Linked DNA regions of Homo sapiens: region 2 is linked to region 1. Evidence: read pairs that join two places in POLR2A ChIA-PET (ENCODE). Cell type or tissue: endothelial cell of umbilical vein. All regions are shown on one strand. Each heading gives the region's core, and the rest is flanking DNA. Links, peaks and the distances in the headings are about the cores only.

Evidence for each region. Peaks named below come from ENCODE experiments on the same cell type or tissue, not always from the same donor. Only the 100,000 strongest peaks of a DNase experiment are listed, where the experiment ranks them.
Region 2: POLR2A ChIA-PET joins it to region 1 with 7 read pairs; 3 of 35 experiments call an interaction of 5 or more read pairs at or near these places.

The regions. Positions count from the first base shown.
Region 1 is chr10:63,244,797-63,252,716 of GRCh38, reverse strand. All of the region lies in intron 3 of JMJD1C (jumonji domain containing 1C), which reads left to right. Among named protein-coding and RNA genes, the nearest start is that of NRBF2, 120 kb to the right of the region's middle. In endothelial cell of umbilical vein, for the core only: no CTCF peak of the experiment used is centred there; a DNase peak (open chromatin) is centred at 4,786.
Region 2 is chr10:63,685,367-63,693,286 of GRCh38, reverse strand. The region is part of intron 2 of LOC107984238 (a long non-coding RNA gene); the gene reads left to right. LOC124902438 (a long non-coding RNA gene) reads right to left here. Exons shown (of 2, transcript XR_007062157.1): 2 at 6,198-7,920. Among named protein-coding and RNA genes, the nearest start is that of REEP3, 170 kb to the right of the region's middle. RefSeq lists an enhancer at 7,641-7,920. In endothelial cell of umbilical vein, for the core only: no CTCF peak of the experiment used is centred there; no DNase peak of the experiment used is centred there.

The sequences.
Region 1 (7,920 bases), core at 1,757-6,756:
AAGACTAGGGTTCTGTAGTAGTGTTTCTCAGTAGAGTGCTGTATTAGGGTTCTCCTCATACAGTACCAGTATGGGATGTGGCAAGTGGGGTTGTATATATGTTTGTGTATAGAAATTGAGAAAGAGGAGATTTTTATTGATTGGCTCTTGGAATTGTGGGGACTAACAAGTCCAAATTCCACATGGTAGACCAGCAGGCTAGTAGTTCAGGCAAGACTTGCTGCTGCAGTCTTTGAGTCTGAAAGGCAGTATGAAGGCAGAATCCATTTTTCCTTGAGAGACCTTAGTCTTTTTTCTTAAGGCCTTCAACTGATTGGATTAAACCTATCCATGTGTTAGGGGTAATCTGCTTTACTCAGAGTCTGCTGGTTTAAATGGTAATCACATCTAAAAATACTTCCAGAGCAACATCTGGAATGATGTTTGACCAGACCACTAGGCAACATTTCCTAGTCAAGTTGACACTTAAAATTAACAGTCATGGCTGTTATTCATATTTGATTCTTAGTTTTGTCATGCATTTGTAGCATAGTAGGAATCTGTACCTCTGACTTAGCAAATAAAATGCCTTTGGCAAGTTCTCTCATTCATTAATGGATATCCCTGAGCCATTTCCCATCCCCTTTCAGCCTTTATTTAGAGCCATTGGGATAGGTATAGATTAAGACAATTGGGAAAGTGAGAGCCTTTATTTATTTTCTTTGAGACGGAGTCTTGCTCTGTCACCCCAGGCTGGAGTGCAGTGGCACGATCTTGTCTCAACTGCAGCCTCCACCTCCTGGGTTCAAACAATTCTTCTGCTTCAGCCTCCCGAGTAGTTGGGATTACAGGCACACTCCACCATGCCCAGCTAATTTTTGTATTTTTAGTAGAGGCGGGGTTTTACCATGTTGGCCAGGCTGGTCTTGAACTCCTGACCTTGTGATCCGCCCACCTCAGCCACCCAAGTGGAAGCCTTTAAAATAATCTTGCCAAGTTGACGAAGAAGTGGGCAACAGACAGCAAAGTATTTATGTGGCATACCAGGTGCTTTCAGCATCCTAAATATGAGAAAGTATAGTATCTGTCTTTCCTTTCTGAATGGTTATAATAGTTCTGCTTCCTCCTGAGTCTTTAGATACTATGGTGTTTTCTCCTGGCTGTCCACAATCTCCTTTCAGTCCAGTCTAATTCCAGATCAAATTCTTCTAATATCTTCTTCAGATTGCTTCACTCAAGTATTCTTAGCTGTCTAGACCTAGTTATTTAATAAAAGTTGTTAATTATAAATGAGGAATCTTTCACATTTGCACTTAAATAGGAATACTAATATATTCCAATGTATCTGTCAGTTGTGTAAAGTAATAAGGTATTTTTAAAATAAATGCAATGCATTTATTTTAGTAAAAAATCACAATAACAACAAAAATACCCAGTGCTTTTTCAGATGTTCTTTGCCTGAGAGTCCAGTACAATATATGGAACTAATTCCCAATTGACAGCCCTTTTCCCATTTGCCATTTATGGAATAGCCATTTTTGTAAATGTTGAATTCTGTATAACAAGGATGAATCAACAACACGATATATGAGATCTCTTTGTATATGTAAAGTCTTCAAGCCAAAAGGCCCAAAACATCCAGTATGTGGACTTGAAAAACGCAATACCTAGGCTAGTTGTGGTGGCTCATGCCTAGGCTGGTTATGGTGGCTTATGCTTGTAATCCTAGTGCTTTGGGAGGCTGAGACAGGAGGATCACTTGAGGCTAGGAGTTTGATATTAGCCTGGGCAACATAACGAGACCCTGTCTCTAAAAATAAAAATAAAAATTTAGCCACATGTGGTGCCATGCACCTGTAGTCCCAGCTACTTGGGAGGCTGAGGTGGGAGGATTGCTTGAGCCCAGGAGATCGAGGCTGCAGTGAGCTATGATTGTGCCACTGCACTCAAGCCAGGGTAACGGAGTGAGATACTCTCCCTTAAAAACAAAAATAAAAGCAAAAATACCATACCTAACCCACCTCCAAAGGATGAGTTTCTAACTGTTTCTCTCATCGCACATCCATATCGTTTTTCAAGGTCATTAAGTTCCATCACATATTAACAGTTCCTTCCAGTGTTTAACAAAACCTAGTGTTAAGAATTTTTCTTAATATTTATTGCATATATATCAGTCAGGAAATTTTACATCAGTTGGTAGCATCTGCTTGGCATGTTAGTGTTGGGAAGCATTGTGAGGCTCTACCCTGGCTAAGTAAGAGTGTGCAGTTAATTAGTGATACCCACTACCAGCACTATAAATGAGCGTTGAACTGCTGATTTGTTTTTATTAGTCTTGATCACTTCCAAGGTATCTTTTCCTCATCTTGTCTTGTCTATAAATATACGTACTTATCTGTATTTATATTTAAAAATTCTTTTGGCTTGGTGCAGTGGCTTAAGCCTATAATCCTACCACTTTAAGAGCCAAAGCAGGAGGATCACTTGAGGCCAAGAGTTCAAGACTAGCCTGGGCAACATAGCAAGACCCTGTTTCTACAAAAAAATAAAATCAGCCAGGCATGGCTAATTTTGGTGTGTGGCTGTAGTCTCAGCTACCTGGAAAACTGAGGCAGGAGGATCACTTGTGCCCCAGGAGTTGAAGGGGCTGTAGTGAGCTATGATTATGCGATTGCACACCAGCCTAGGTAACAGAGGGAAACCCTGTCTCTTAAAAAAAAAGAAAAATTATCAATACATAATAGATGTACATGTATTGGGGGGTACATGTGATAATTTAATACATTTATATAATTTCTAAAGATCAAATCATTGTAATTGGGATGTCCAACACCTTAAATATTTGTCTTGTCTTTTTCTTTTTTCTTTTTTTTTTTTTAAGATGGAGTCTCACTCTGTAGCCCAGGCTAGAATGCAGTGGTGCAATCTTGGCCCAGTGCGAACTCTGCCTCCCGGATTAAAGCGATTCTCCTGCCTCAGCCTCCCGAGTAGTTGGGACTACAGGCGCACGCCACCACGCCTGGCTAATTTTTGTATTTTTTAGTAGAGACGGGGTTTCACCTTATTGGACAGGCTGGTCTGGAACTCCTGACCTTGTGATCTGCCTGCCTTGGCCTCCCAAAGTGCTGGGATTACAGGCATGATCCACTGTGCCCGGCCCAATATTTATCTTTTCTTTATGCCATAAACAAATTATTCTCTTCCACCTATTTGGAAATACACAATAGATTGTTGTGCTGTATAGTCACCCTACTGATCTATAAACCATAGGTCTTATTTATTCTGTTGAATTGTATATTTATATCCATTAATCAAACTCTTTTCATCCTCCCTCCCCCAACCCTAACAGGTCTCTGGTAACCACCAATCTACTGTCTATCTTTAAGCATCTGCTTTTTGTTGTTGTTGTTTTGTTTTTTCTTGAGACGGAGTCTCACTGTGTCACCCAGGCTGAAGTGCAATGGTGCAACCTCACCTGACTGCAACCTCTGCCTCCCAGGTTCAAACGATTCTCCTGCCTCAGCCTTCTGAGTAGCTGGGATTACAGGCGCTTACCACCATGTCCAGCTAATTTTTGTATTTTTAGTAGAGACAGGGTTTTATCATGCTGGTCAGTCTGGTCTTGAACTCCTGACCTCAGGTGATCCACCCGCCTTGGCCTCCCAAAGTGCTGGGATTACAGGCGTGAGCCACCACTCCTGGCCAAGCATCCACTTGTTAACCTCCCACATATCAGTGACAACATGTGATCATTTGTCTTCCTGTCCTTCGCTTATTTCATTTAACGTAATAACCTCCACTTCCATCCATGTTGTGGCACATAACAAGTTTTCATTCTTTTTATGGCCAGGACAATATTCATTATGTACGTATACCACATTTCCTATATCATTCGTCCATTGATGAGCACTTAGGTGGAGTCCATATTTTGGCTATTGTGTATAGTGCTGCAGTAAACATAGAAATGCAGCTATCTCTTTGATATATTGATTTTATTTCTTTTGGATGTATATCCAGTAGTGGAACTGCTGGATCATAGTTATATTTTTAGTTTTCTGAGAAGTTTCCATGTTGTTTTTCACAATAACGCTACTAATTTACATTTCCACCAACAGCGTACAGGTTCCCCTTTTCCCACATATTCAACAGTGTCCATCATTATTCCCTGTCATTTATTTATTTATTTATTTATTTATTTATTTATTTATCTATCTATTGAGATGAGGTCTCATTCTGTTGCCCAGGCTGGAGTACAGTGGCACAATCTGAGCTCACTGCAACCTCTGCCTCCCGGATTCAAGTGATTCTCCTGCCTCGGCTTCCGGGGTAGCTGGGTTTACAGGCACCTGCCACCACGCCCAGCTAATTTTTGTATTTTTAGTAGAGACAGGGTTTCACCATGTTGGTTGCTTTTTCTTTGGGGTTTGAAAAACTTCCCTGTGTTAGCAACTTGACCACCATGTTGGTCAGGCTGGTCTCGATCTCCTGACCTTGTGATCCACCTGCCTCGGCCTCCCAAAGTGCTGGGATTACAGGTGTGAAACACCGTGCCTGGCCTTCTGCTAAATTTTTTAATAAAAATGTTTAATTGTGGTAAAATATACTGCTTCAGCGTCCTGAGTGGCTGGGATACAGGCGCCCGCCACCACACCCAGCTAATTTCTGTATTTTTAGTAGAGACAGGGTTTCACCATGTTGGCCAGGCTGGTCTCAGACTCCTGACCTTAAGTGATCCACTACCTCGGCTTCCCACAGTGCTAGGATTACAGTCATGAGCCACTGTACCAGGCCTATAGTTTCCTTTTTTTGTTGTGTCTGGGTAATACTGGCCTCAAGGAATGAGTTTGGAAGTATTCCCTCCTCTTCTTTGTTTGTTTTGTTTTGTTTTGTTTTGTTTTATGCATTTGAGTATGATTCATATAGAATTCAGTAGTAAAGTCATTAGATCCTGGACTTTTCTTTGGAAAAGAAATGGGAAAAGATGCAAGGTTTTTGTTTCTTTTTTTTTTTTTTTTTTTGGCTCTGTCACCCAGGCTGGTGTGCGGTGGCTCAGTCTTGGCTCACTGCAGTCTTCGCCTCTCTGGCCCAAGCAATTCTCCTGCCTCAACCTCCAAGTAGCTGGGACTACAGGCATGCACAACCATACATTTTGTATGTTTTGTAGAGGCAGGGTTTCACCATGTTGGCCAGGCTGGTCTTGAACTCCTGGGCTCAAGTGATCCACCTTCTTTGTCCTTTCAAAGTGTTGGGATTACAGGTTTGAGCCACCATGCCTGGCTGGGAGATTTTTAATTAAGGCTTTGATTCCATTATTTGTTACTGGTTTGTTGAGGTTTTCTTTTCTTTCCTGGTTCAATTTTGGTAGGTTGTGTGTCCATGAATTTATCCATTTTTCTGGGTTTTTCAATTTGTTAGCTTGTATAGTTGTTGATAGTAGTCTCTAATGAGTCTTTGTATTTCTGAGGTCTCAGCTATATCTTTTTTTTCCATTTCTAATTTATTTGGGTCTTCTCCTTTTTTTCCTCAGTCTAGCTAAATATTTATTGATTTTATCTATCTTTTCAAAATCCAGCTTTTCATTTTTTTAAAATTTTCTTCTGTTTTTTGTTTTTTTGTTTTTGTTTTTGTTTTTTTTGTCTCAGTTTATTTCCGTTCTCACTTTTATTATGTCCCTCTTACTACTAATTTTGGATTTAGTTTGTTCTTTTGTAGTTCCTTGGAGTGCATTGTTGCGTTGTATATTTGAAGTCTACTTTTTAAATATAGATGTTTATTGCTGTAAACTTTCCTCTTAGTATCGCTTTTGCCAAATCCCGTAGATTTTGTGTTTGGTTTTCATTTTTTTCAAGAAATTAAAAAAAATTTAATTAAGTTTCTTTATTGACCTATTCGTTGTTCAGGAGCATGTTGTTTAATTTCCATGTATTTGTGTGTTTTCAGAGGTTTCCCTTGCTACTGATTTCTAGGTTTATTCTGTTGTGGTCAGAAAAGACAGTTTGCCGTATGATTTTCGCTTTTTTGAATTTGTTGAGGCTTGTTTCATGGCATTGTATTGTCTGTGTATTTGATTTTACCAGTAGCTTTTATATTTTTAAATATTTTCTTTTTTGTACATTATTTGTTTTTCTTTCTGATTGAAGAACTTATATCTTACATTCCTGTAAGATGAGTCTGGTGGTGATAAATTCTCTCAGGTTTTGTTTCTTAGGAAAAAAAAATTCTCTCTCCATTTTATTTGAAGTATAGCTTTGCTAGAGACAGTATTCTTGCATGTCAGTGTTTTTGTTTTGTTTTGTTTTTTATTTTTATTTTCATCACTTTGAAAATGTTGTCGCCCTCCCTTCTTACCTGTATGATTTCCATTGAGAAGTCTGTTGGGAGCCAAATTGAATCTCTATGTTTTTACTTTTCTCATGCTTCTTTTAGGATCCTCTCTTCGTTTTTGACCTTTTGAGAGTCTGATTATTATATATGCCTTGGGGTAGTCTTATTTGGGTCACATCTGTTTGGTATGTCTGACCTTCCTTTACCTGGATTTTATCTCCTTCTCAAGTTTTGAAAAGTTTTCTGTTATTATTGCTTTCCACTTTCTGCTGTTTCTCCACTTCCTCTTAAATACCAATAATTCTTAGATTTGGTCTTTTTAGGTAATTTTGTATATGTCTTTTAGGTTATCTTCATTTCTTTTCATTGTTGTTTTTTTCTTCTCTGACAGGATTCTTAAATAGCCTATCTTTGAGCTCACTGATTCTTTCCTCTCTTCATTCTGTTGTTGAAAGTCTCTGATATGTTTGCATGTGTCCCCACCCAAATCTCATCTTGAATTGTAACTCCCACAGTTCCCACATGTCCTGGGAGGGTCCCAGTGGGAGGTGATTGAATCACTGGAGTGTGTCTGTTCTTGTGATAGTGAATAAGTCTCACGAGATCTGATGGCTTTAAAGAGAGGAGTTCCCGGCCGGGCTGGTGGCTCACGCCTGTAATCCCAGCACTTTGGGAGGCCAAGGCAGGAGGATCACCTGAGGTCAAGAGTTCGAGACCAGCCTGGCCAACATGGTGAAACCTCCTCTCTACTAAAAATACAAAAATTAGCCAGGCGTGGTGGCAGGTGCCTGTAATCCCAGCTACTTGGGAGGCTGAGGCAGGAGAATTGCTTGAACCTGGGAGGCAGAGATTGCAGTGAGCTGAGATCCCGCCACTGCAGTCCAGCCTGGGGGACAAGAGCAAGACTTCATCTCAAAAAAAAAAAAAAAAAAAAAGAGTTCCCCTGCAGAAGCTCCCTCTCTTTGCCTGCTGCTATCCATGTGAAACATGACTTGCTCCTCCTTGCCTTCTGCCATAATTGTGAGGCCTCCCTAGCCATGTGGAACTGTAAGTCTATTAAATCTTTTTCTTTTGTAAATTGCCCAGTCTGGGGTATATCTTTATCAGCCGTGTGAAAACAGACTAATAATACAGCCTCTAATGAAATATTTGGCTCAGAAAATATGTTTCTCAATTCTAAGGTTTTTATTTGGTTTTAAAAAATTGTTATTTCAATCTCTTTGTTAAATTTCTCTCATAATTTTTTTTAATCTCTCTTTTTTTTTTTTTTTTTTTTTTTTGAGACAGAGTCTCACTCTGTTGCCCAGGCTGGAGTGCAGTGGCACGATCTCTGCTCACTGCAAGCTCCACCTCTTGGGTTCAGGTTCTCATGCCTCAGCCTCCCGAATAGCTAGGATTACAGGCACCTGCCACCATGCCCAGCTACTTTTTGTATTTTTAGTAGAAGTGGGGTTTCACCATGTTGGTCAGGCTGGTCTCGAACTCCTGACCACAAGTGATCCGGCTGCCTTGGCCTCCCAAAGTGCTGGGATTACAGGCGTGAGCCACCGCACCCAGCCTTAATTTCTTTTAATTGTTCTCCCCCCTCCCCCCCCCTTTTTTTTTAAGAGAAGGAGT
Region 2 (7,920 bases), core at 1,602-6,601, 440 kb before region 1:
CCAGTTCCCGACAAGTTCCTCATCTCCATCTGAGTCACTTCAGCCTGGACTTTATTGTCCTTATCACTATCAGCATTTTGGGCAAGCCATTCAACAAGTCTCTAAGAAGTTCCAAACTTTCCCACACTTTCCTATCTTCTTCTGAGCCCTCCAAACTGTTGCAACCTCTGCCTGTTACCCAGTTCCAAAGTTGCTTCCACATTTTCAGGTATCTTTTCAGTCTCTAAACATCAAGGCAAAAATCTCACAACCAAAGAAGAAAAATAATTAAGTTGTAGTCACAGAAAAAGTTGCTTAAAACTCAATCCCTTCCTTGTAATGAGATTTATGATTATCAGATAAAATATTAAATCCACCCTATATAGTAATATAATTTAAATGCTTAGATTTGGGCTATGGAAGTAGAGAATTGATAAAGAATATGAAAAAAGTTCGGCTCTTGCCATCTCTTTATTTATGGAGTAAATAACTACTTGAAATTCTCTGGAACATTTTGTTCATATCATCAGATTTACACCACCCTTTTTACCCCTGTATGAAATTTCATTCCTAAACCACTAATTGTAGGGTTGGCTTTATTTGAAGTTTTAGGAGTAGCTCTCTGTGTGTGTGTGTGTGTGCGTGTGTGTGTGTGTGTAAGAGAGAGGGAGAGAGAGATAGAAAGAGAGGGAGAGAGAGAGAGAAAGAGAGAGAGGGAGAGAGAGATTGAGTTTATATTGTGTGTGGCCAAAGAAGGAATTATTTACTTCTTTAAAAGAAATATCAATAATGTGCAGCCAAGACAACAGCCAAAGGAAGAGGAAGCCCAGTCCTGGCCAGAGAAAGTAAAGCCAAAAATAATCTGGCTGGAGGAAGGAAAGACTACAGAAATGATGAAGCTAGTGAGTGTTCAATGCTGAGAACATTTAACCTTTCATTATTATCACATGTGGATTTCCTGTAAGCTCTTCAAGACTCAAATGTGACCCATGTTCACACATATGAATTGAGGAACTGGTTCTAACACATATGTTCTAATTGCTTCCTTAAATTTATGTCTCTTTATTTTATCAGTAATTTTTATTTTATTTTTATTCTTATTTTTTTTTGAGATGGAGTCTCGCTCTGTCGCCCAGGCTGGAGTGCAGTGGTGCAATCTCCACTCGCTGCAACCTCCACCTCCTGGGTTCAAGCGATTCTCATGCCTCAGCCTCCCAAGTAGCTGGGATTACAGGCATATGCCACCACAGCCTGGCTAATTTTTGTATTTTTAGTAGAGACGGGGTTTCACCATGTTTACCAGGTTGGTCTTGAACTCCTGGCCTCAAGCAATCTGCCCACCTCAGCCTCCCAAAGTGCTGGGATTACAGGCGTGAGCCACTGTGCCCAGCCATTTTATCAGTAATGTTGAAGTGATATGAAATCTGCCTCCTCTTATTGTATCAATTTTTAAAAATTGTTTTATACTTGATATATTTCTTGGTTTATATTTCATACTATTCTCAGTCTACATTTTTCATTTTGACTCAATACAAAATCATAGCCATTTTTTTTTTTGAGACAGGTTCTCGCTCTGTCACCCAGGCTGAAGTACAGTGTCACAATCACAGCTCACTGCAGCCTCGATCTCCCAGGCTCAAGAGATCCTCCTACCTCAGCCTCCCAAGTAGCTGGGACTACAGGCACTCGTGCCACCACACCTGGCTAATTTTTGTATTTTTTGTAGAGACAGTTTGGACACATTGCCCAGACTGGTCTTGAACTCCTGGATTCAAGTGATTCGCCTGCCTCAACCTCCCAAAGTGCTTTGATTACAGGCATACACCACCACGCCTGGCCCATGGTCATTCTTGAGTGATCAAGCAACTTTGAAATTTTAACCTCGGGCCAGGTGCAGTGGCTCACACCTGTAATTCCAGCACTTTGGGAGGCCCAGGCAGGCGGATCATGAGGTCAAGAGATCGAGACCATCCTGGCCAACATGGTGAAACCCTGTTTCTACTAAAAATACAAAAATTAGCTGGGCATGGTGGCACATGCCTGTAGTCCCAGCTACTCAGGAGGCTGAGGCAGGAGAATTGCTTGAACCTGGGAGGTGGAGGTTTCAGTGAGCCGAGATTGCCCCACTGCACTCCAGCCTGGTGACAGAGTGAGACTCAGTCGAAAGAAAGAAAGGAAGGAAGGAAGGAAGGAAGGAAGGAAGGAAGGAAGGAAGGAAGGAAGGAAAAAGAAAGAAAGAAAGAAATTTTAACCTCAAGTGCACAGGATGGAATTAATCATATCTTTTATTTTATGGCACCCTATATTTATTGGTTCATGCAAGGTCCTTCTTTTCATCACCATCCCCTTTCTTCCTTTATCTCCAGCCCCAACTGTAGCACTTGATGTCTTTGATATATGTATTTAAATAACCAGTTATCCTTGTGAAGTGCATACTGTTACTTTGTGTTAAAATGCATGTTCTAAATTTATGTTAATGACATTGTACCATAGAACCAATTGTTCCTATTTCTTTCACTATATCATATGTTTTTAAGATCTGTCTACTTTGCAATATGTGCATCCAGTTTGGTGCTTCTAATAGTTGAATGACACCCCATGGTAACCATCCAACACAAATTACCTAGCCATTCTCCTGGTATGGTTCACTAGGCTACTTCCACCACCAGCACCCCTACCACCGCTATGAATAATACTGGGATAAACATTCCCATATATTAGTCCTCTGTAAAAATAAAATAAAATAAAATAAAAGTCACGGACTGTTTCAGAGTCCTAGGTGTAACACTTTCATTTCATAGCCAAAGATCCTACATTGCAAGGAGTTAAGAATTTTGTAGCTTGCAGCCAAAGGAGAAAAATCATCAAATTTCAGGACATAACTAATAGGGACAGGACCAGGACTAGTTTTCTCCACTCTGAGCATACTCTGGATCACTCAACATACTCACCAGGCTTATAAGACGCAATCTTTTTAAATTAAATAAATTTCATCACACAGGTATTGAAAATGGGCATTGATGTGGCTTCAGATAATCCAGTGTGCTAGATCTTAGAAATCAAAGTTCCGAATATGTTACTATATTCTACTAGCTGATAAAAAAGGATAAAATCGCAAGCCAAGAGGAAATACAGTGGCATCAGTGCACACAGGTACATAGCAGGCTGCCATTATACAATGTATTTATAACTAAAATGCTGGGGAATTACCCAAACTCTACCTTCAACCACCTGTGGGGTCTGCTATTTTTGTTAGGAAATCTCCTAAGGGATATGAGGCTGGTGTTTTGGGGGAGCTGCTCTGTGCTTCTGAGCTCACCCCTGGGGCCTCATTTGTCATTGTGAACCTTCTGCACTAGGCACTGAAAAGAGTCATTTTTGGAACCATTGGTGGGAGGTAGGGGTAATAGAATGCAAATACCTGGGTCCCCTTGGACAGGCTGCTTAACTTTTATGAGACTTTGTTTCCTCATCTAAAATCTGAAATTTGGTATATAACTGACAATGAATAAAAGGTATCATTTTTCTTCATACTTATTTTTAGCTAACGTCTATATGTTCCATTATACATTATAACAAATGTGAGTTTAGTTTTTAGTTATGATATAAAAATGAAATACAGATTTCTTTATTTTCTGCATTACACAGATTCTCACTTTGTTGATCACTCTTAAAATTAGTGAAATAATGTGTATGATGTGTGCAGAGGCAGATTTACCTTAAAGCTAATGAAGCCATGAGTTCTGGAAGTTGTTGGGAGTTATAGAGTATTCTAGGTGGGGAGAGGAAGACAGACTGTGCTTGGAAACATTACTATATGTGTTTCTGATAAATTGCCTAAAAAGAACTCAGAAGAAAGGGACCAGAATTCTAAATCTTCATAATATGTTGTGAAATTTTTTCTATTCTTTTTTTTTTTTTTTTTTTTTTTTGAGACGGAGTCTCACTCTGTCGCCCAGGCTAAAGTGCAATGGTGCAATCTTGGCTCACTGCAACCTCCACCTCCCTGGTTCAAGCGATTCTCCTGCCTCAGCCTCCCGAGTAGCTGGGATTATGGACACCCACCATCGTGCCTGGCTAATTTTTGCTAATTTTTGTAGAGACAGGGTTTCACCCTGTTGGCCAGGCTGGTCTTGAACTCCTGACCTCAGGTGATCCCCCACCTTAGCCTCTCGAAGTGCTGGGATTACAGGTGTGAGCCACTGCGCCCAGCCTATTTTTTCTATTCTAAATATATACATATATTTTTTATTTTATACTTAATTTTATATTTGTAATTTGGGGTCCTTTTTTTTCAAAAGGGACCCCTTGAATTACTTCAGACTTTACAAAACCTAGTTTTGCCCTTCAATGTATATAACATTGTAATTTAACATTATGAACAAAAACACATAGATAAATTTCAACTTTTCACACAGAAAAGATTTCTGGGCAGAAAAGTCTTCTAAATTAAATCCTTGGATAAGTCACTCTCCTTTCTGGGCCTTAGCTTTCTCATCTTAAAACATGTAGATTTGACTGGCCCCATAAGACCTTTCCAACTCAGAAAATCCTAACTTCATCATACCTGTCTTGCCATACTTTCAACAATATAATAAATAATATTTTAAATGAACTCCATAGTGAATCCTCATTTTAAAAAAAAATTAAGCCTTCAGTAGTGTAAATAATTATACCGACCCTCCAATTAAGTATTCATTTTGTAAATGTAAATGAATGAGAATGATTCTTTTTTTTTTTTTTTTTTTTGAGATGGAGTCTTGCTCTTTTGCCCAGGCTGGAGAGCAGTGGTGCAATCTTGGCTCACTGCAACCTCCGCCTCCCGGGTTCAAGCAATTCTCCTGCCTCAGCCTCCCAAGTAGCTGGGATTACAAGCGCACGCCACCACGCCAGGCTAAATTTTGTATTTTTTTAGTGGAGATGGGGTTTCATCAAGTTGGCCAGGCTGGTCTCAAACTCCTCATGTTGTGATCCGCCTGCCTCAGCCTCCCAAAGTGCTGGGATTACAGGTGTGAGCCACCGTGCCTGGCCAAAAAAAGTTCTTAACCTAAAGCATGCTAGTTATAGCATTTCACTAGAGAACTCATTTGCTTTATAAGGATGGGAACGTTTCTTCTACTAAGTCTAGTTGAAACTGACTGATAAAACTACATGCTGATTTTCATTTAAATCACTTCTTGAAATAATCCATTCTGAAAGAGGAAGAGGTATTTTTACAGTCCCAATGAGATCAACTAAAATCTCTGTGTTAATCAAATTGTTTTAGAAAGTACGAACAAAATAGATGAGACATTTATGAAAAATCAATGACAGTTGTTTCTCTTCTGAACTTAAGATATTTGACAAGATCTGAGAAGACTTTGAAAGGAAACAAAAATGATAATCTAGTTCAGTTCTCAAGAACAAAAAAAAATTGGCTTATTGGGCAATAGGGGTAGATTGTTAGAAATAAGACGAAATTGGTATGATAGAGTCAGGATTTTCTGAGTTGGAAGGGACCCTACGGAACCATTCAGATTTACATGTTTTAAGACAACAAAGCTGAGGCCCAGACAGAAGAATGACCTGCTCAAAGTCACATAACCAGATAGGCCAGAACTGGGCTAGACGCTGTGACTACAAATCGGGTACGTTTTCTCCTTCATTGACCTGAGTTCATAGAACCATTTGAATGATTTCATGCTTCTGTGCACAATTGAGAATTTATGGCACAAAACAGGGAACAAATTTTGCTCTACCCAGTATCAAATTTTATGATGAAGTTACAGCGACTAAGGCCATGGGTATTAGCAGTGATGGGTTCAGAACATTCTACCTTAAAATGTGGCACCTTGACCTTTGAGGAAACAGCAGAAGCAGGAAGGTCATTCTCACCTTTCCCTCACCCTTCTCTCTTGAAGTAGCTCATAAAACCTTCATTCCAGAAGTATCCTCCCCTATACCCAGAGAAAAGAACTGTCTTTACCCTTGAAGACACAAAGTCGCCAAGAAGGATCTGGACAGGCTTTGCTAAGTTCCTCCCAGTTTATTACCATTAGATCATACCCCTTTTGTCCAATCAGACTTCTGCAAGACTGACCACTCTTCATCAAACCTAAGCATAAAAATACACAGGTTTCTCTGGTTTCTTTGGTTGGGCAGTGGGCAGTGGGGGCGGGGGGCTTCATTTCCAAAGACAATTCTGTAAAACTTATATTAAATAAATGTGTACGCTTTTCTCTTGTTAATCTGTTTTTTATTATAGGTGTCACAACAATGAACTTTTTGATAGGTGAGAAAAAGATATTCCTGGAATCTTTGACAAGATCTGAGAAGACTTTAAAAGGAAAAAAAAAATGATAATCTAGTTCAGTTCTCAAGAACAAAAAAAAATCAGCTTATTGGGCCGATATTCCTGGAATATCTTTTTCTCCCTCACAGCACAAAGCCAGACAAGGAGATCCATGGAACACAATAGAGTGGCCAGAAATTAGACCCACACACATATGGAATCTTGATGCATGAAAGTGGTGATTTGTAGATCAGAGGGTAATGATGGCCAATAAATAGCACTTGAATAAAATCCGTATTAAAAAACTGGATCACTACTTCAAATTGTATGCACATGTGCACATGCACACACACACATATACCCATTCCATATCCATGAAGTGAAATAAAACCAAAACTATTTAAAGTGTTTAGAAGTAAGAGAACATGTCTATGACATTAGGATAAAGGAGAATTTCTTAAACAAAACACAAACTCACAAACCATAAATGGAAAGTTTCTTTCATTCAACTACATTGTTAAAAATGCATCAAAAGAGCTGAGCATGGTGGTGCACACCTGTAATCCCAACTACTTGGGACTGAAGCAAGAGGATCACTTGAGCCCAGGAGTTGAAGTCCAGCCTGGGCAAAATAGCAAGACTCAATCTCAAAACAAAACAAAACAAAACAAAACAAATCATCAAAAGGCACATAATATTTTTACATAGGTAGATTCATTTGTAAACATTTATAGAACTATACCCTTAAGATTTCTACCCCCATTTATGTCTATTATATTTTAATTTTTTAAAAGTTTACCCAAAATAAGACACTATAATAAAAATCAAGGAGACGGCAATACTCTGGGACAAGATATCTGCAACACTATAACCAATAAAGGATTATAATTCAAAATATATAAATTTTGAATATATAATATATAACTTTCTCAAATCTAGAGAAAAACATTGAATAACAAAATAGAAAAGTGTACCAAAAATATGAATAGGCAAGTCATATAATACGACATATAATGGCTAATAGACATTAAAAAAAGTTCAATCTCATTGGTCACATATAAATGAAAATAACAATGAGGAAACATTTTACACACATTTAACTAGCAAACTTCAATTAAAGTCTGGCAAGACCAGGTATTCGTGAGAATGCAGAGCACCAGAAGCTTTTATACATTGCTGGTGGGAGTAAAAATTGGTAAAAGGTACTTAGGAAAATTTGGAAATATTCATTGTTAGGAACAAATGTTATAATCCAGCAGTACCCCTCTAAGTAAATACCAGAGAGAATATTACATGTTCACGGGGAGATATGTGGAAAGATATTCCTAAAAGCCTTGCCTGCTCATAACGTAAAAAAAAAAGCAACCTAAAAGTACAACCAACAAAAGGAAGATTTGTAAGTTGCAGTGTAGTCAAACAATAGAATACTATATGGCTGAGAAAATCAATGAACTGGACCTAAATATATAAACATGGATAAATTTCATTAAAATAATGTTAAGTGGAAAAGAGGAATTTACAGAAAAAGACTATGATTCTGGCTCATCGTCTGACTTTATCTTGACTGACAGTTTACCAAAACCTTCTGGAGGAGTCGGTGGACCAGGGAATGAGCGAGTTCTGAGAAACACTGGGCTCACCACAACTGGGACATTTGGCAGAGGACAGTA